2 separate regions of the Homo sapiens genome follow, and region 2 is linked to region 1. A link is a loop called in an ENCODE intact Hi-C map of the cell type or tissue named here. Cell type or tissue: PC-3. All regions are shown on one strand. Links, peaks and the distances in the headings refer to the core of each region. The heading gives the core; the rest is flanking DNA.

What was found. Hi-C counts contacts between places; a loop is a spot of excess contacts. Peaks named below come from ENCODE experiments on the same cell type or tissue, not always from the same donor. Only the 100,000 strongest peaks of a DNase experiment are listed, where the experiment ranks them.
Region 2: it touches region 1 in a loop (2.4-fold over the local background); 2 of 110 quality-filtered maps call a loop at or near these places.

The regions. Positions count from the first base shown.
Region 1 is chr5:151,736,374-151,744,373 of GRCh38, reverse strand. ATOX1 (antioxidant 1 copper chaperone) reads left to right here. Exons shown (of 4, transcript NM_004045.4): 4 at 1,415-1,552. Among named protein-coding and RNA genes, the nearest start is that of ATOX1-AS1, 13 kb to the left of the region's middle. RefSeq lists enhancers at 3,623-3,672, 3,130-3,673 and silencers at 3,412-3,706, 3,472-3,766, 3,932-4,226. In PC-3, for the core only: CTCF peaks have their summits at 1,361 (motif pointing right), 3,304 and 3,516 (motif pointing right); DNase peaks (open chromatin) are centred at 1,403, 2,523, 3,563, 4,343 and 1 weaker place; H3K27ac peaks cover 4,239 bases.
Region 2 is chr5:151,291,687-151,302,906 of GRCh38, reverse strand. It overlaps SLC36A3 (solute carrier family 36 member 3), which reads left to right. Exons shown (of 10, transcript NM_181774.4): 2 at 4,224-4,314; 3 at 6,639-6,727; 4 at 9,448-9,543. Among named protein-coding and RNA genes, the nearest start is that of SLC36A3, 6.5 kb to the left of the region's middle. In PC-3, for the core only: a CTCF peak has its summit at 4,653; DNase peaks (open chromatin) are centred at 4,666, 5,736, 6,306 and 7,546; H3K27ac peaks cover 3,106 bases.

The sequences.
Region 1 (8,000 bases), core at 1-8,000:
AAACCTTGGTGATGACCTTGAACAGTAGGATATAAATAACTCCTGCAAGCTTAGCGTTCCAATAATGGAACACTAGGCATAAATGGGTTAAAGTCTATCATTTAGTGGCATTTGGTGTGTTCACAATGTTGTATGACCACCATCTCTCTCTAGTTTCAAAATTTTTTCATCATCTCAGAAACACACCCTGTATCCATTAAGAAGTCACTCCCCACTACCCATCTCTCCATCCCCTGGCAGCCACTAATTTGCTTTCTGCTACTCTGGATTTGCCTACCCTGGACATGTCATATAAAAAGAATTACATTATATGTGACCTTTTTGTGTCTGCCTTTTTCCATGTAGCATAATGTTTTCAAGATTCATTCAAGTCATAGCATGTGTTGTAAATCATTCCTTCCAATACTTAATAATTTTCATGGTACTTTTAATCTACTTTAGATTTTTTATGATAGGAAGTTTCAAACATGTGTAAGTAGAGTAATAGAATGAATCCCCAAGTACCCGTCACTCAGATCCAACAGTTAGTATTTATTTCACCAAGGCCTGTTATTTTTTGATAAAAGTGCTCTGTGACAAGAAGGAATTAAGGAAGAGAAGGAAAAAAACTCTTCTGGAGCTATCTGTATCCATGTGGGGGAGCCCTAATGCACACATCTTGGATTAGAAACTCCACTGTCCTCATTGTTTCATCTGGGTGATGAAACACCCAGATTATTTTGAAGCAAATTCTAGACATCATGCCCACTCCCTCCTGCCCAGATTATTTTGAAGCAAATTCTAGACATCATGCAATCTTACCTGTACATATTTCAGTAACCATGTATTGTTTGGAAAGGCTCCTGGAAATTCAGATGCACAGTACTCAGTAAGAATCACCCAATAAGCCAGCTTTAGTCCACATGCTCAGGCAGCATGTCTTTGAAGTCTGTTTTAAGAGGCTCCTCAGTGACTGATTTGAAGCCAGGCTTGGGAACCTCAAAGATAGAGTGTTTATTGGTTTTGAAGTCACCTTGATCATCTGACTCTTGGCAGATTTATTTGCCATGATTTTGTTCATTGCCTTTCCAACCTGTAACAGGATAGAGAGTGCTGTTGACTGGGTATCCTGGCAGCCCTGGAAATTCCCCAGAAGAGGGCTTTGGCAGTGATTGGCTTAGCAAGGTTAATGCGTTCCAGCCAACCTAAGTATAACAGACTTCATGGGAGCAGTGTGCAGGGCTGGACACTGGGGCTCTAGTCCTGCTCCTGCATCTGCACCCTGCGTTTTCCACCTCACCCCTGCCTTTTAGTGCAAGACTCTTAGTGCACCCCTGCGTCACCCCTGTCTCTTAGTGCATTTATTGCCTTTGCAATGTCGCTATGTCCACACCAGATGGCACCTTTGTTCCATCTAACTTTCCATCTTTCCTAGGATGCTGATCCTCCCGCTGGCTTCCAGACAGACCTGGGACTTGGCAGTCATGCCGGGTGATGGTGTTCCTGCGGAGACCCTCAGTTGTCCTATTCCTTCCTAGCTTCCCTGCAATAAAATCAAGCTGCTTTTGTTGGAGATGTTGTCTTGCCTGGTCTTGGTGTTGCTTGCTCACATGTAGGTGGTTATGCTTACTTGGGTTGGAGTTTTGAGAGTTCCCACCTGGGAGTCAGACACCCTGTAGATTCTGATTCTTTGCTGTGTGATCTTTAGCAAATCACTTCCCCTCTCTGGGCCTCATTTTTTCCTCACCTATAAAGTGGAGGCATTGACCCAGAACAGTGATCCCCTTTCTTTTCACCAGTTTCATAGACTCTATATTTTGAAAAAATTTGTCTATCAAGTGAATTGCACAAGAGATTATCAAATGTTAAGCAAGTGGAATAGTAGGAAGAGGCTGTGGAGACAAACTGCCTGGGATAGAGTTCAAGCTCCAGTACCTCCTAGCTGGGCCACTTAACCTCTCAGTGTCCACAGACAAAATGTGATGATAGCATCTACTGCAAATGGTGGTTGTGGGGATTAAATGAAATGAAACATGTAAATTAATTACAGCAGTGATTGCTGGTTAAAAAATCACTCAGAAAATATTAGTGATTCATTTTTGGCTTTTTGTTTGTTTGTTTTGAGATGGGGTTTCACTCTGTCACCCAGGCTGGAGTGCAGTGGCGCAATCAGGGCTCACTGCAGTTTTGACCTCCCGGGCTCAAGCAATACTCCCACCTTAGCCTCCCAAGTAGCTGGCACTACAGGCACATGTCATCATGCCCAGTTAACCTTGTTTTTTTTTTAGTTTTTTTCTAGAAATGGGGTTTTGCTATGTTGCCCAGGTTGGTCTTGAACTGCTGAGCTCAAGCAATCCTCCTGCCTTGGCCTCCCAAAGGGGCTTGAACTCCTGCCCTCAGGTGATCCACCTGCCTCAGCCTCCGAAAGTTCTGGGATTACAGGCATGAGCCACTGCACCTGGCTGCCACTCATTTTTAAAATATTTCATTAGTCAAAAATCTGTCAAAATGGCCATTTGAATTCCAGTCAGGCTAAGTCAGGCTGAGACTAGTCAGGTTGGAATGCAGTGGCATGATCATAGCTCACTGTAACCTCTAACTTCCGGGATCAAGTAATCCTCCTGCTTCAGCCTCCTGAGTAGATCTTATATACTCTTAAAAATTTTTGAGGATCTCGGCTGGGTGCAGTGGCTCACGTCTGTAATCCTAGCACTTTGGGAGGCCGAGGCAGGTGGATTACCTGAAGTCAAGAGTTTGGGACCAGCCTGGCCAACATGGTGAAACCCCGTCTCTACTAAAAATACAAAAGTTAGTCGGGCGTGGTGGCACATGCCTGTAATCCCATGTACTCGGGAGGCTGAGGCAGGAGAATCGCTTGAACCCGGGGGGTGGAGGTTGCAGTGAGCCAAGATTGCACCACTTCACTGCAGCCTGGGTGAAAGAGTGAAACTCTGTCTCAAAAAAAATTTAAAAATTATTATCAAACAGTTTTGGTTATGTGGGTTATACTACATTAGAAATTAAAACAGGAATTTTTAAAACAAAAATACCCAGGCACACATCCCATTAGTCATTAGGACTAGATGAAGTCACTGCATTCCTTTAGACTCTAGAAAACTTTACCGTACAATTGTTAAGGAGGAAAAGGCATCTTACAGAAGCTTTTAAATTGAACCTCATGTGCCTTCTGAAAGGCTCTTGGGGGTCACATGTTGAGAATCACCACTTTAGCCATTTATTGGGCACTTACTGGGGACCCAGGGCTGCTGGAGACTGGAATAAGATCTGGCTCTGCATTTGACCAGCTCAGACATGGAAGCAGCCACCTCATCTATCTCATGGACAGTTTCCTCATCTGCCCAATGCATAATTGCTGCACCTCGGGGAACTGAGTAGCCAGAAATAACACTTTATTTCAACTCTAAACTGGTTGCAAGCATAATTTCCATCCCTTTCTATCCCATTATGAAAGTACTAAACAAATCTCAGGGCCATTTCTGCCTTCGTGGCCCCTCCGGGGTGCAGGGACTCCTTCCCAGCCCACCAGGTAAATGTGTTTCTTGACCACCAGATGGCAGTGTCTCCTGGACTTGACCATCCACAGAGACGTTTAAGACAGTTTCTTCTAAAAAAAAGTTTCTCTGGGCTCTGAGAGAACAAACTTGAGGATTTTTTCCATTTTCAGTTGCCCTAGGAGGTCTGGCTGGCCCACTGGGAACGCCCAAGAGTTGAGACACTGGTGTCTCTTAGAGTGAGTGCTTCTCAGAGGGGTTCATTTCCTTTGAGTTCTCTCTATACCACCACCCCCAGCTGAAATCCAAGTTTCTAGCTGAGGCACTTGGCTCTGTTCTTCCAAGGCCACAGAGGCATTAGGGAAGCTCCCACGCCTGCCATCAGCCCAGCTGGCTGTCCACGGAATGAATGAATCACACAGCGGAGCTCAGGCTTCTGCAGGGGTGGGGGTGGGGAGCAGACGTGGCCACGTATTTCTCCGAGGCTTCCCTGTGCACTTGGCCCCAGCCCACCCTTCCAGGCTTTCTCACTCCTCGCTGCAGCCAGCCAGCCCGCTCCTCAGGTGCCTTGCTTTTATTCATGCTGCCTGCCCCCTGTAAGCGGAATGATCTCCTCCACCAGCCTCCCTTGTCTCCATATACAAATTCCTTTCCCTCCCTTGCATACCACAGCCTCCATGAAACCTCTCCACAGCTGGAAGTAATTTATTTCTCCTCTTGGCCCTCAAAGCATTTATCACACAAATTTCAGTGTTGTGGCAAAGCTTTCTGTCCACGTATCTTTCCTGGCCTCGAGGATCAGCCCAAGTATCTGTTCCCTCTGCACACAGAGCAAGGACTTAGGGGATATTTGATAGATGAGTAATGGCTACTATTTGGGGGATGCCTATTTAGTGTGTCATGCCCTTGCATTTATCTCATTCCATCCTTACCTAGACTGCATAAGATAGTGAGCTAGGACAGACCCTCACACATGGTAGATGCTCAGTAGGTGTTGGTCCAGATAATTTGACAAAGGAAGAGATTGTCTCTTCTAATCTTTCTAGCAGGTTTATATTTTTGTCAAAGATTCCTGGTTGTGAGTACAGCCTACCCTAGGGTGTTCCCAGTAACCAGCCCTTGTTTCTGGGCTTGATGGGGTGAAGCTCCCACCAACTTTGCCTTGTTGACCTACCCATTTGCCTGGTGGCCAGAGCCCGGGCTTGTCCAGTACCCACATTACCATGACTGGAGAGAAACCACCTGGCCCTCAGTACAGGGTGAAGCCTGGGGGCTGTATGTGGGGGAGGCTTCCTTCCTCACAGTGGTGTGAGCCACAGGGGGAGCTCTGGCCTGGCCTGGCTCCCCATCAGCGTGCTGAGTGAGCTTGAGCAAATCTTTTGAATTTTGAAGTGGGGTGTGTGTGTGTGTGTGTGTGTGTGTGTGTGTGTTATTGTTGTTGTTTTTCTTTTTCTGAGACAGGGTCTCTGTTACTCAGGCTGGAATGCAGTGGCACAATCTCCATTCACTGCAATCTCCGCCTCCCGGGCTCAAGCAATCCTCCCACCTTAGCCTCCCAAGTAGCTGGGACCACAGGCACACACCACCATGCCCAACTAATTTATATATATATATATATTTAGAGACGAGGTTTCACCATGTTGCCCAGGCTGGTCTCAAACTCATGTGATCAAGCGATCTGCCCACCTCAGCCTCCCAAAGTATTGGGATTACAGGCATGAGCCACCACACCCAGCTGAAGTTTTTTTTTAACTGCTTTTTTGAGGTGTAATTTCATTCAATAAACTGCACATATTTAAAGTGTAAACTTTTTTTTTGCTATCTCCTACCTAAAGAATAAAGTGTATAATTAAGATACATACATATCTAACACACACACACACACACACACACACTCATGAAACCATCACCACAATCAAGATAGTGACCATATTAATCACCTAAAAAGTTTCCTGGCACCTCTTGGTAATCCCTCCCACCCTCTCCTTGCCCCCAAGTAAGCACTGATCTGCTTACTGTCACTATTGATTAGTTTGCATTTTCTAGAGTTTTATATAGATGCAATCACACGGTATGCTCCATTTTTGTCTAGCTTTTTCATTCAGCATAATTATTTTGAAATGTTATCTTTTTATCACTGAGTAGTAAGTATTCCGTTGAATGAATATACCAGAAGGTGTGATTCATTCCTCTGTTGAAGGACATTTGTTTCCAGTTTTTTTAACTGCTCTGGTGCTATCAAGCTTTCCAAGGGCCCTACAGGGCACAAGGGGAAGTCTCAATGAGCTGGCCTCTTCGAAACCAACACACCCAAACCCAAACCGAGGCAGCTTAACTCATCATTTTATTTGTATCTTTTAATTTGTTTTTATTTTTTAGAGATGGGGCCTTGCTCTTTGGCCCAGGCTGGAATGCAGTGGTGCAATTACGGCTCACTGCAGCCTTGAACTCCTGGGTTCAAGTGATCATCCCTCCTTGGCCTCCCGAAGTGCTGGGATTACAGACGTGAGCCACTGTGCCTGGCCCAACTCACAGTTTTATCTACTGGGCTTCCTCCTACAGCCCCAGTGGTACTAAGCCACGTTCTGGACTTCAGCAGATCCGGATTTAAATTCCTTCACCACTTAAAAACTGTGTGACCTTGGGAAAGTTCCTGATTCTTTTGTGCAACTCAGTTTCCTTATCTGGAAAATGGAGGTCATAACAGTACTCTGACCATGGTGAGAATTAAAGATCTTCATGTGCCTCATTCTTGATAATGACATTCCACAAATAAAACTTTCTGTTTGGCCAAAAAGTCACAATTATACGACTTGAAGTTTGAAAACTGAAGTCTGAAAAATTTCAGATCTAGATTCTTTCAACCCTGGCAGATTAAGAAAAGTAAAATGGAACCTCAAGATTGTGCCATGTGGGAGGTGAATGGTTGTTCAGGTCACCGCCCTCTCCATGACTTTCGCCTTTAATTAGTGCCAGTCTCTAAAAGACCCAAGTCTGTAATTTCTTGGGAGTGCCCATCAGAGCTTCTTTTAGATTTCCATGTCTTTAAGGGCTGTGGCCACTTAGTTTAAGAAGACAAGTTTTCTAATCTGCTTCTTCGGAGAAGGAAAGTCTTCATGTCCCTAGGTAAATCTCATGACTGCTGACTAGGGCCTTGCAATAAAATCAAAGCCTCTAAAAATAAGGATGTCACCTCCCATTGGTCTGTTTATCATGGGCTCCAAGGATCTAAATCCCCGGATGCCTAGAAGTAGGCTGTATGTTGCATAAGAATGCTGGCTCTGCAGATAAACAGACTGTTTACCAGATGTGTGAGCTTGAGCAAATAGCTTAACTGTCCAGGACAAATTAGCTGGGCATGGTGGTAGGTGCCTATAGTCTCAGCTGCTAGGGAGGCTGAGGCAGGAGGAATACTTGAGCCCAGGAAGTCACGGCTGCAGTGAAGTATGATCACACCACTGCACTCCAGCCTGTGTGACAGAGCAAGACACCATCTCTGAAAAATAAATAAATAGAACTGTCCAGGACCTCGGTTTTCACACCTGTAAGGTGAGAGTAATACCTTCTTAGGGTGAAGTGAGATGACGCGTGCACATAGAAGGAGCTCAGTTTCGCTATTGTTATTATCATTGTTGGATCTTAGGAACAGATGTCCCCATGCCCTCCTTCTGATGGGTGGTCCGTGAGCCTTCCTTCACCTGCACAGCAGCCCTGACCCTGAAAGGGAGCACTGCGAGCTGCTGGCTCTGCTCTGGACAGCTCTGTCAGGGGAAGTTCTGATGTTGAACCCACCCTTATCTATCTCCCTGGCAGTTCTCTGGACGGGGGCTGGGTTTGTCTTGATATGTGGGGCATCAGCCTAGCCCTTCCCTATGGTGGTTCCTCAGAGGCAGGTCTTTCCCTTTGTCCTCGCTACTACTCCCTTTCTGCTCTACCTCCCAAGGCAGATCCCAAATTCCCTCCCTCAGCCATTCCTTGGAGACAGAGTTTTGAATGAGTATGACCACCTGGTCACTAGTCCCTTTGTTGATGCCTTTTTGAGAGTGGAAGCTGAGAAAACATGGAAAAGCCAAACCATTCTGGGCCTCCACTGATCCTATGCCAGCTCACAGGTTCCTGACTTAGTAAGGAGAGAGCTTACTGAGGGAAGTTACTGAAGGATGGCTGGAGGTGAAAGGTTAAGGCTGGGAGCACAGCCTGGAATCACACAGAGGGAACCCAGGTGGGCTACTCCCTCTGTTCTTATCTGGGGAATGTGGCTCTGGATGGTACCTACATTGGAAGTAACGCAAATAAAGCACCCAGCGTGGTAGGAGCTCAACAAAGCCTGTCTTCTCTGTTATGTTTTTGTTTTGAGACAGGGTCCCACTCTGTCACCCAGGCTGGAGTGCAGTGGTGTGATCATGGCTCATTCATTACATCCTTTACCTCCTGGGCTCAAGTGATCTTCCTATCTCAACCTCCCAAATAGCTGGGACCATAGGTGCATGCCATCACACCTGGCTAATT
Region 2 (11,220 bases), core at 1,443-9,442, 440 kb after region 1:
TTCTTCTCCTCACACATCTGCCATTATTCTCTCTGCCTCTTCTCCCCAACCCCCCATGCCATCCATCCAGAAAACAAAAGGTGCTAACCCCATGTCTCCACCTTTACTGCCCCAAACTCAGACACATGGAACTCTTCTCTCTTTTTTTTTAATTAAATTAAATTTAATTTAATTTTAAGTTCCAGGATACATGTACAGGACATGCGGGTTTGTTACATAGGTAAACGTGTGTCATAGTGGTTTTGCTGTACCTATCAACCCATCACCTAGGTATTAAGCCCCATATACCTTAGCTATTTATCCTGATGCTCTCCCATCCCCTGCCCCCCACCCCCAACCAGCCCCAGTGTTTGTCTTGTTCTCCTCCCTGTGTCCATGTGTTCTCATTGTTCAGCTCCCACTTACAAGTGAGAACATGCAGTGTTTGGTTTTCTGTTCCTTTGTTAGTTTGCGGAGTATACTGGCTTCCGGCTCCATCCATGTCCCTGCAAAGGACATGATTTCAACAGAACTCTTCTTCTAGGACTTACTGTCAATCACACTGCTATCTGGTAATCATCAGATCGGTAACAACTGTGGGCACAAAGAGATTATCGATGACAATCCCCAGTGTTGATAAGGATATCAGGAAATGCCCTCTCTCATCTTTTGGGAAGAATTAAATTGGTATCTTTCTAGATGGCAATGTTACAGGTCAAATCGTAAAATGTCATTTGTATAAAACATACAAATATTTATTTGGCAAATGCTGTCTGAAAGTATACAACTCGTGCACACACACAAAACTGACAGCAGTGGTTGCCTCTGGGGAAGAGAATTTGGAGGCTGAGAGAAAAGAGATTTATATTTGTTTCATAAGGATTTGGATTATTGCGTTTTATCTTTTGAATTTTGTACTGTAAGTATTACAATCTAGTTCTTTAAAGTATAATGAAATATAAATAAATATACCCTTTGATTAATAATACCCCTCTAGGAATTTTTTCTGATGAAATAATAGCACAAGAGTGCATAATTTTTATCAAAGCACTTGTTATAATGTAACCACTCAATGGGTTCACCTTGCCCACTGCCTAGACAGAGACGATTTATCAAGACAGGGGAATTGCAATGGAGAAAGAGTAATTCATGCAGAATCTGCTGTGCAAGAGACTGGAGGTTTTTTTTTTTTTTTTTTAGACGGAGTCTTGCTCTATCGCCCAGGCTGGAGTGCAGTGGCGCGATCTCAGCTCACTGCAAGCTCGAGACCGGAGTTTTATTATCACTCAAATCGGTCTCCCTGAGCATTCGGGAATTAGAGTTTTTAAAGATAATTTGGTGGGTAGGAGCTTGGGAAGTGGGGAGTGCTGATTGATCAGGTTGGAGATGGAATCACAGGGGCTCGAAGTGAGTTTTTCTTGCTGTTTTCTGTTCTTGGGAGGGATGGCAGAACTGGTTGAGCCAGATGACCGGTCTGGGTGGTTTCAGATGGTCCATCAGAGTGCAGGGTCTGCAAAATAACTCAAGCACTGATCTTAGGTTTTACAATGTGATGTTATCCCCAGGAACAATGTGGGGAGGTTTAGACTCCTGGAGCCAGAGGCTGCATGACCCCTAAACTGTAATTTCCAATCTTATAGCTAATTTGTTAGTCCTGCAAAGGCAGAATGGTCCCCAGGCAAAAAGGGGGTCTTTTTGGGAAAGGGGTGATACCAATAGTCAAACCATGAAATGAATTCCTTCCCAAAGTTAGCTCAGCCTATGTCCAGGAATAAACAAGGACATCTTAAAGGTTAGAAGCAAGATGGAGTTGGTTAGGTCTGATTTCTTTCGCTGTCTTAATTTCCTCAGTTATAATTTTGCAAAGGCAGTTTCAATAATATTGAAAACTTGGAAACATTAAGAGAAAGGTTAACACATGAAACAAACATACAGTAGAATATGATACAGTCATTACAAGTGATGGAGGAAATGTATGGACATGGAAAGTGTGTAGCACATTTATTCATACAGAAAATTAGTTGAGGATCCAGCATGCATAGCGGTTCTCTTTATGTAAAATTCGGTGCATTTAGAGCAAATAAAGATGCCCAGAGGAGGGCTAATTATAATGTGTGGTTATTTTCCATTGGTGGGATTTTGGAATTTCCTTTTATAATAGCAATTGTATAGTTTTCGAGAAAAAATATAAACCCAATTTTTTAAATCTCAGGGGAGCTTGCAACATCTATTTATGCTTCAAGGTCCAGATGGGTAAATGCTGTCAGCTAAGGCACAGTGGTTCCTCCGAAAACTTGTCTCACCTTTCCCACAATATCTGATTCAAATAGGGGCAAGACATCGATGCTGTCATGGGAAAGAAGTGAGAGACAAAGGAAAAAAGAGCAGAGGGTGGGAAATGGGACCACATCTTTTGGAGAAATTACTACTTAAGAATTGACAAATTACAGTTATCAAGAAATAAAGGTTATCTCTTGGAAGTAAAGGGACAATGGGTGCCCACCCCCCCATCCTTAGGTGAATAGACTGCCCTAACAGAAGTTAGGTCAATAGACTTCACTCAATAGACTGAAGTCACAGAAGTCCCCAACAGTTCATCTGTTCTCTCAACCCAACCCTCTCTCAGGTCAGCATTGAAATGCAAAGACCTGGTTGGTTACAGCTTCTTCCTAGCCCCTTGCCATGACTCTCTAATGGATAAGACAAAGAGATGTGAGCACTGTCTCTGCTGGACTCACTTGGGCAGTTGGTTTTGGCTCTCCTGGCCACCTGCAGACAATTTAAGTGTGGCAAGAGGGCATTCTCTGTCTTAGCCTGAGACTTCGTCTGTATCTCCCAATGGCATCTTCAAGGTACCCTTTTGTTCTTGGGTGGAGGGGGCACTTCTACTTGCTTAAACCAGCCCATGCTTGCCTTTTTCCTATCATCCCAATTCTTCTTCCTCTTGAAGGATGCGCTTTCTAACAAATGAGCACCATGAAGGCCAAACCAAAGGTGGCAGTGAGGATGATGATGATGATGAGACAATGATATGACGATGATGATGCTCACATCTGTGAAGCACTTCATGATTCCATGATTCATCATGTTGTTACCTCTTTTGAGTCTTACAGCTTCCCTGGGACATAGGCAAAACTAGAATTTTCTCCCTTTTTTGGCAGTGAAACAGGATCAAAGCAGCTAATGGCTTCCCAAAGTAGTAACCAAACACAGTAGGTTAGCGGCAGAGCTGGAACTCAGAATTAAGTGCTCCCATCTCTGGGTTCAATGCTTACGCATGTACTTTTTATTTAAGTTCCTTTTTGATTCTGTTCTCATGATCCTGTTCCCACCTTTCCCACCCAATCCACATCAGGATTGGAGCTGCCTGGGCAGGAGCTGCCAGCACAGGTGTGAAGAATATTTAGAACCCTAGGCCCTAGCACCCTGCTGGGACCATCATAAGTACTCTATATGCACAGTAACAATTGCTATTAAATTATTAAATTTTACCCAGTGCATAATGTCGATATATAGCAATTCATATATATATAATATATATATATATATATATATCACCATGCTCATCTGACTCTACTTTGCCACAATTCTCCCCACAGTCCTCCCCACTCCCTAGCATCACATGCAGCTCATTTCATATATATATATATATATATATATATAGAGAGAGAGAGAGAGAGAGAGAGAGAGAGAGAGAGAGAGCGCACAAGCAATTCATATTCACAATGAATATTGGTTGAACAAATGGATGAAGGAGTAAACTAAAACCAGTAAATATCCCATATATGGTAGATTTTTGTTTCTAGTGAGTGAGTTAATAAATAACCTGATGTCTCACTGTAGACTGAGGCAACTATTACTAATTTTTCCATTGTCTATCTAACTGATAGACATGTATTAGGTCACAATAAATGTTATTTGAGAGAATAACTCATGAAAGAAATCACTGGATGAATTAATGAACCAACCAGTACTAGAGTGTTATCCAGAATGGTAGCAATTTTTATTTCCTTTAGAGCCTAGTGTGTATTAAAGATTTGTTGAGTCACTTGAACTAGCACCATCCCCAGATCAGATGTTCCAGGACAGACCCCTAGAACTGAGAGTTGTCTCCAAGTCCACCTCATCAGGTTTTGCCCCTCTTCCTATCAGGCGCTCTGGAGATGCCAGAAGGAGGCTGAGTTTCTGGCCATGCTTCCCTTCCACTAACAGTACCCTCTGTCTCCCTACTCTCCCCACCACAGGATGATGCAAACTTTGATCCACTTGTTGAAATGCAACATTGGCACAGGGCTCCTGGGGCTTCCCCTGGCCATAAAGAATGCCGGCTTGTTGGTAAGAGGCATCTGTGGGATGGGAACTAGGTTTGCTCATTTGCAGAAGGGGGTGATAGGTCCTGAAGGCCTTCACACTGTTATCAATGGGCAATTTGGGGGTACCCTCTGCAATTGAAAATGTGCCTGTTGGCATCAATCCCCTGGAGTCAACCTGGGTCCAACCTGAGCATCCCTGAAGGGGGCACACCATTACTCTTAAAGACTCACCATGCTCATCTGACTCTACTTTGCCACAATTCTCCCCGCAGTCCTCCCCACTCCTAGGATCACATGCAGCTCATTTCGTCATTTGCATTAACAGCCCAATCCCTGCAGGCATTTGAGTGTGTGACTCCTGTTCCAAACCACTTGAGGGCGCATGAGAAAGTGTCTTGGACATGAAGATAGACGCCTCCATCAATCCCACCAATCCACTCTCCCCACACCAGCCTACCTCTTTCTCTTTTCCTGTGCTGTTCCTGCCCCCTCATTTCTGTCTTTTTAAAGTGCCTCCTCTCTAAAACTTTACACTTTCTTATGATCACTAATGCCATCCTCACTTTGTATTTTTCTACCATTTATATCTACCTTACCTGGGATTCTTAAAGCACTTACGAAGATAAGATATTTATTTATTTATTATTATTTATTGAGACAGAGTCTCGCTCTGTCGCCCAGGCTGGAGTGCAGTGGCACAATCTTGGCTCACTGCAACCTCCGCCTCCCGGGTTCAAGCGATTCTCCTGCCTCAGCCTCCCGAGTTGCTGGGATTACAGGTGTGAGCCACCACGCCCAGCTAATTTTTGTATTCTTTGTAGAGAGGTTTTCATCATGTTGGCCAGGCAGGTCTCAAACTCCTGACCTCAGGTGACTGGCCCATCTCGGCCTCGCAAGGTGCTGGGATGACAGGTGTGAGCCACCTCGTCCGGTCGACATATTTATTTTCTAACAGACCCACCTTCCTCATTTAATTGAAAGCTCTGTGGGCAAGAACTGTCTGATTTCCCTTTGCACGTCCCCACGGTAGCCTCTGTAGGGACTGGCACACAGCAAGTTTCCATTAACATCTACTGAATGGAATAGATACCAAATATATAATTCCATTTCCTTGGAGTGAATCTTTTCTTATCTCCAGGCCTGGTAAGTGGCTTCTATGTCTAAAGAAGGCGAGACCCTTGCTGCCTCTGTCATGACTTCTGATCTTCAGTGGTTCCAACCCAGAGACTGGACTCTCCCCTTTGGAATCCTCTGGGTTCTAGAGCTTCTACAAAAAAACATGGTCTTCAGCCAAACTATCTTTGCCAGGGTGGTATTTGTTTTTAAGACAATGCTTTTATTCTTTGATATTTGCTTCCTCAGAGTCATTAGATGATTTCTTTACCTTTCATCTCCCACCAGAACCTCTGGCCATGATTCATTTGAGAAATATTTATTGAGCACCTATCTACCCTGTGCATTTGTAGCCCCTGGGAATATAGAAGCAAACAAGACACGAGAGTCTCTGCTGCATGAAGCCTGCATTCCAGTGGAGTCTAGTGGTGCTCTTGATCCCTCATTTATGTCTTTGTGATAGGTCACATCTATAAAGACACAAGTGTTCAGAACAAAGGATGTGAGAGGGTCCCCGTTTATACCCTTCTGATCACCTCTGGAAGATATAATTAGTAATCAGCCCCACTTTTTAAAAGGAATTTGACAAATTAGACACACTACAGTAGTGATCCCCAACTTGGGATCATTTTGCACCAGCTCCTGCTACCCTAGCCAAAGACCTTTACAATCTCTACAGACATTTTTGGTTGCCACAATCTGGGGGAAGAGTCTCTGACACCTAGTGGGTAGAGGCTCGGGAAAGCTGCTAAACATCCTATAATGCAAAAGACAGCTCCTGATAACAAATAATTATCTGCCCCAAAATGTCAATAGGGCACCTGTTGATAAACTCTGTACTAGAGGAAGAGAACTGAGTCATAAGAACACCTTGGCCCTCAATCATCTTGGAGGAAGTGAGGGCCAGGGTGTGTCAGACAAAATAAATTTACCACAAGGGACTCTAAACTGGTAGAACTCAAGGAAAATGAGAAAATGCATGGGCTATGTGGGAAGGTAATGAGCTCTCTGTCACTGGAAGTATCCTAGCAGAAGTTGGGCAGCCACTCTACAGGGATGCTAAGAAGAGCATTCAAATTCTAGCATCTGGGAGCATGAGGACATTCAGGCTGGGTCTGTCACCCCAAAGACAGTTTTATTATGCAACAGGCCCCAGCACGCAGACTGTGAGAGGGCCAGGGAATGGGAGTGATCATTTCTGGCTCACTTCCCCCTTTCTCCTCTCCCCTCCAGGTCGGTCCTGTCAGCCTTCTGGCCATCGGGGTCCTCACCGTGCACTGCATGGTCATCCTGTTGAACTGTGCTCAACACCTCAGCCAGAGGTCAGAGGCCTGCTTCTCTCTCATTCCAGCACTGGGGCCCCTCTGAGGGTGTGTTGCTCTTCTTTTGACCACTGACCCAATTAATTCGGCCACTGCTCCAGGCCACCTTCCTACCAATCTGGATTCTATGAAGGCAAGGAGAGCATGACAGAGAGTCCCAGTTAGAGACTCTAGGCACAGATCCAACGCTGCTGCTAACAAGCTGGATGACTGTCAAATTCCTGCATCCCCCTGAGCCCAGATCTCCTTAACTGAAAGCATCGAAAGTGATAAAAGATGCAAAAGCACTATATAAATTACTCTATTTATTTGAGACAGAGACTTTCTTCTCTTCCTTTTAGCCTCTCCATCCCCAACCTTCTCCCACTCCAATACCCACACCTTGTCAGGGTAATTTGGTCCATGCAATGTTAGTAAAAGTAAAAAGCATACTTACTGAAAAGAAGTCTTCACAATGATTTCAGTCATTATCAAAGCATACTTATAATAATCAATGTTTATGTATTTGAAACTTTAATGCAAAAACAATTTCAGAAAGAAAAGACAAATGCAGTAAAAACAAAGAATGCAGAGATCCACAGCGCTCAGCTACTCCCAAGGCATGCAAAACCAAATAGGTCCTCGTAAATGTGAAGAAAGGTCTCAAAAGTCAAAGTAGGGACGGTAAACAAAACTCTCCATAAAGCCTAATTATCATAACCCAAATAGGTGTACCTGGAGTACATATCAGTCACACCTAACTCTCAGAGCACTTTCCTGCTCACAAAACGCTTTTAAGAGCATTTACTCATTCCGTAGTTAAATGTATTGTGCAATTACACTGCGGTTATCGTGCCAAGAGCCTTGCAAGCCTTGTTTACTCCTCACAGTAAGTCTATGATAGGCACTATTTTTATTCCCATTTTACAGATGAGTAAACTGAGGTTTAAATGCCTTGCCCAGGGTCATATAGCTGGGAAGTGGCAGAGCCAGTATTCAAAGACCTACTGTGACTCCACTGTTAACCATTTTGCAAATCTTCTCTTCCCTCAAGCCTTCTGGGATCATTATATCACCAGATAAGCTTCTGACATCAGGCCATTTCTGAAAGCCTTTCTCTGATTTTTTTTTTTTCTCTGATGACTTGTCTTTTATTTTTTCTAATATAGAGGTTGCAGAGTGATGGCCTGAGAGTTGGCTATGGCCTTCAGTTATGTTTTGGGGGACTTCACAGTTTTATTTTTTAGTCAATGTTTAAACCCTGGAGATTTCGGCCGGGTGCAGTGGCTCACACCTATAATCCCAGCAATTCAGGAGGCCGAGGCAGGCAGACCACCTGAGGTCAGGAGTTCGAGACCAGCCTGACCAACATACAGAAACCCCATCTCTACTAAAAATACAAAATTAGCCAGGCGTGGTGGTGCATGCCTGTAATCCCAGCTACTCGGGAGGCTGAGGCAGGAGAATCGCTTGAACCCGGGAGGCGGAGGTTTTGGTGAGCCGAGATCGCACCCTTGCACTCCAGCCTGGGCAACTAGAGTGAAAACTCTGTCTCAAAAAAAAAAAAAATTCACATTCACAAAATGTGAATTGGAGATTTCACATTCACATTCACAAAACAAAAAAATCTCTGCCTTCTTAATCAGTTAGACAACCGACTGCTTCTGAGCCTTCATTTTTTAGATGTGCTTCTAGAGGCAACTCCTGAGCAATCCCTTTTACAATGGGATGTGTTATTCTGGTTTGCCACAGTCTCCAATGTTCCCTACTGTCTCTTATACTCAGCCCCTGTCACCCACCAGATCACCAGTACCTGTCTGATCCCATAGCTTCTGAATTTGCAACCCTCAGATTCATATCCTTGCCAGTTCTATGCAAGGTGACTTCATTTGTATTGAAAATGCCTATCACGGTGAGCAGTAACAAAAATGTCATGTTCCAGCACATCTCTATATCCGTCTCTCACTGTCTCTTCCCCCAAAATCCAGACTGCATGTGAAGAAAACTGGGGCCCAGAGATCTCAAGAGACTGGCTCTACATGTCTGGCTACCTGAGGGTCATGTTGGGATTTAAACTCTGGTATCTGAAGAAGGCTGGAGCCCTTCCTCTCTCCCACCTGTTCCCCTCAGTCCTGCAATTTATGCCGTGCTTCCAGGATCTGGGCAACCTGCTGCTGTTTCCACTTGCTCCAGCCAAAGGTGTTTCTGCAGCAGGGCCTGCTCCACCCTTAAAAGGGTTGAGAAAGAGGGACATGGCAAGAGGAATAGGCTGGAACTTGGGCATCACATCCTACAGGGGGCTGGGCAGGATCCCGAGTATCACCTTTGTGAGGGGTCTGGCCCAGGCCAGGATCTCGAGTGTTCTGACACCATCAGCAATGGGAAGGAGGGAATCACTGGCCTGGCCACACCCACACCACCTCTTCCCCTCCCTCCTCCTCTCCCCCTCCATATCCCCTTTCCTGCTTTGCAGATCTACGTCAATGCACAGCTACCGCTTACTCAAGAAGAATAAATCCAATGATAGTCAGTTAAATATTTGTGCTTAAAGGGATAATTGCAAAAAAAGAAAAAAAGGCAAACTCCTGAAAGTTGTTAAAGTATAAAGTAGATCACTGGGAGAAAATTGACAGAAGGCTTCATGCTCACACACAAATACATAAAAATCACTCACTTTGGGAGAAAACTGTACCTTTAACAAAAATGTTTTAAATTATGCATTGTTTGTTCTTTCCCCCTAGACTGCAGAAGACTTTTGTGAACTATGGAGAGGCCACGATGTACGGCCTTGAAACCTGCCCGAACACCTGGCTGAGGGCCCATGCAGTGTGGGGAAGGTAGTAGTCACAGATGTTGTAGTAGTAACAACAAAAATCATCATATCACTTTTCTTTATTTCTACTTACACAGGTTTTAAATGAATATGCTCTTATTGTAAACTATCAAACAATAGAGAGAATCACCTCGATAACCCCATCCCCCATCTCACTCTGTACCCATAAGGTAATCATTGAAACCTAGTTAGTAAATATTCCTTTAGACTTTTTTTCTCTACATGTACATCAATATATGTGTGTGAATGGAAGTACATAATTTGCTTTCTATTTTCTTATACATTACTTAGGATAATTTCTGAAAATTTGATTTTTCATCTAACAATATATCCCTATTTTTTCATGTTGGAACATATAAATGAACCTCATTTTTGGGGGGGGAGGGACAGAGTTTCACTCTTGTTGCTCAGGCTGGAGTGCAATGGCGTGACCTCAGCTCACTGCAACCTCCGCCTCCTGGGTTCAAGCAGCTCTCCTTCCTCAGCCTCCTGAGTAGCTGGGATTACAGGCGCCCACCACCACGCCTGGTTAATTTTTGTGTTTTTAGTAGAGACAGGGTTTCACCATGTTGGCCAGGCTGGCCCTGAACTCCTGACCTCAGATGACCCGCCTGCCTCGGCCTCCCAAAGTGCTGGGATTATAGGTGTGAACCACCTCGCCCAGCCTACCTCATTATTTTTTAAGGCTCACAGTGTTCCCTAGTGTGGATGTATATCCGTTTCATTTGCTTATTCCCCTAAGGTGAACATTCAGGTTGTTCCCTGCCTTGATAAAAAGTTAACGGTGTACAAAATGGTTTTCTCTGTCTTAGTTCCTCTGTTCCTCTCAACAGCCTTGTGAGGTAGGCAGGGTGGGTTTTTATTGCCCTGGAAATATGAGGCTTATAAAGATAAAATAACATATCCAAAGGCATGGACATTGATATGGGTGGAGCAGAGATTTGACCAAGAACCTAACATTGGAGCCTTCCCCAGCAAAGTCCCTCAGGAGGTAGTGAGTCAAATTGTGGCTGCTAAGATTCCTTTGCAGCTCCTCTCTTGGGATTCTCAGTAGGTCATTGATCTCCTGATCAGGAGCCACTCTAATGATTAGATGAGGTCATGAGAAAGAGTTAGAAACATTTAAAAAATATTTAAAGTAATAATTTGTCATCTTTAATTTACTGAGAGATACCTGAGGAGCTTGATTAAAAACTGCCCATTCCTTGGCCATGTGTGGTGGCTCACGCCTGTAATCCCAGCACTTTGGGAGGCTGAGGTGGGTGGATCACCTGAGGTCAGGAGTTTGAGACCAGCCTGACCAACATGGCGTAACCCTGTCTCTACTAAAAATATGAAAATTAGCCAGGCTTGGTGGTGGGTGCCTGTAATCCCAGCTACTCAGGAGACTGAGGCAGGAGAATCGCTTGAACTCAGGAGGCAGAGGTTGCAGTGAGCCGAGATCGCACCATTGCACTCCAGCCTGGGTGACAGAGTGAGACTCCATCTCAAAACAAACAAACAAACAAACAAAAGCTGCCCATTCCATGGAGGCAATGGTCATTAATGGATGCTCAAGCTGTTAGAGGAATGGTCACTGGGAAGCTTTATAAAGGGAGAATGCACTGATGCTACCTGACCCCATGTACTCATCTTAGCATCTCATATTTATATACATGACAGCTAGCTATGTGTGTCTCAT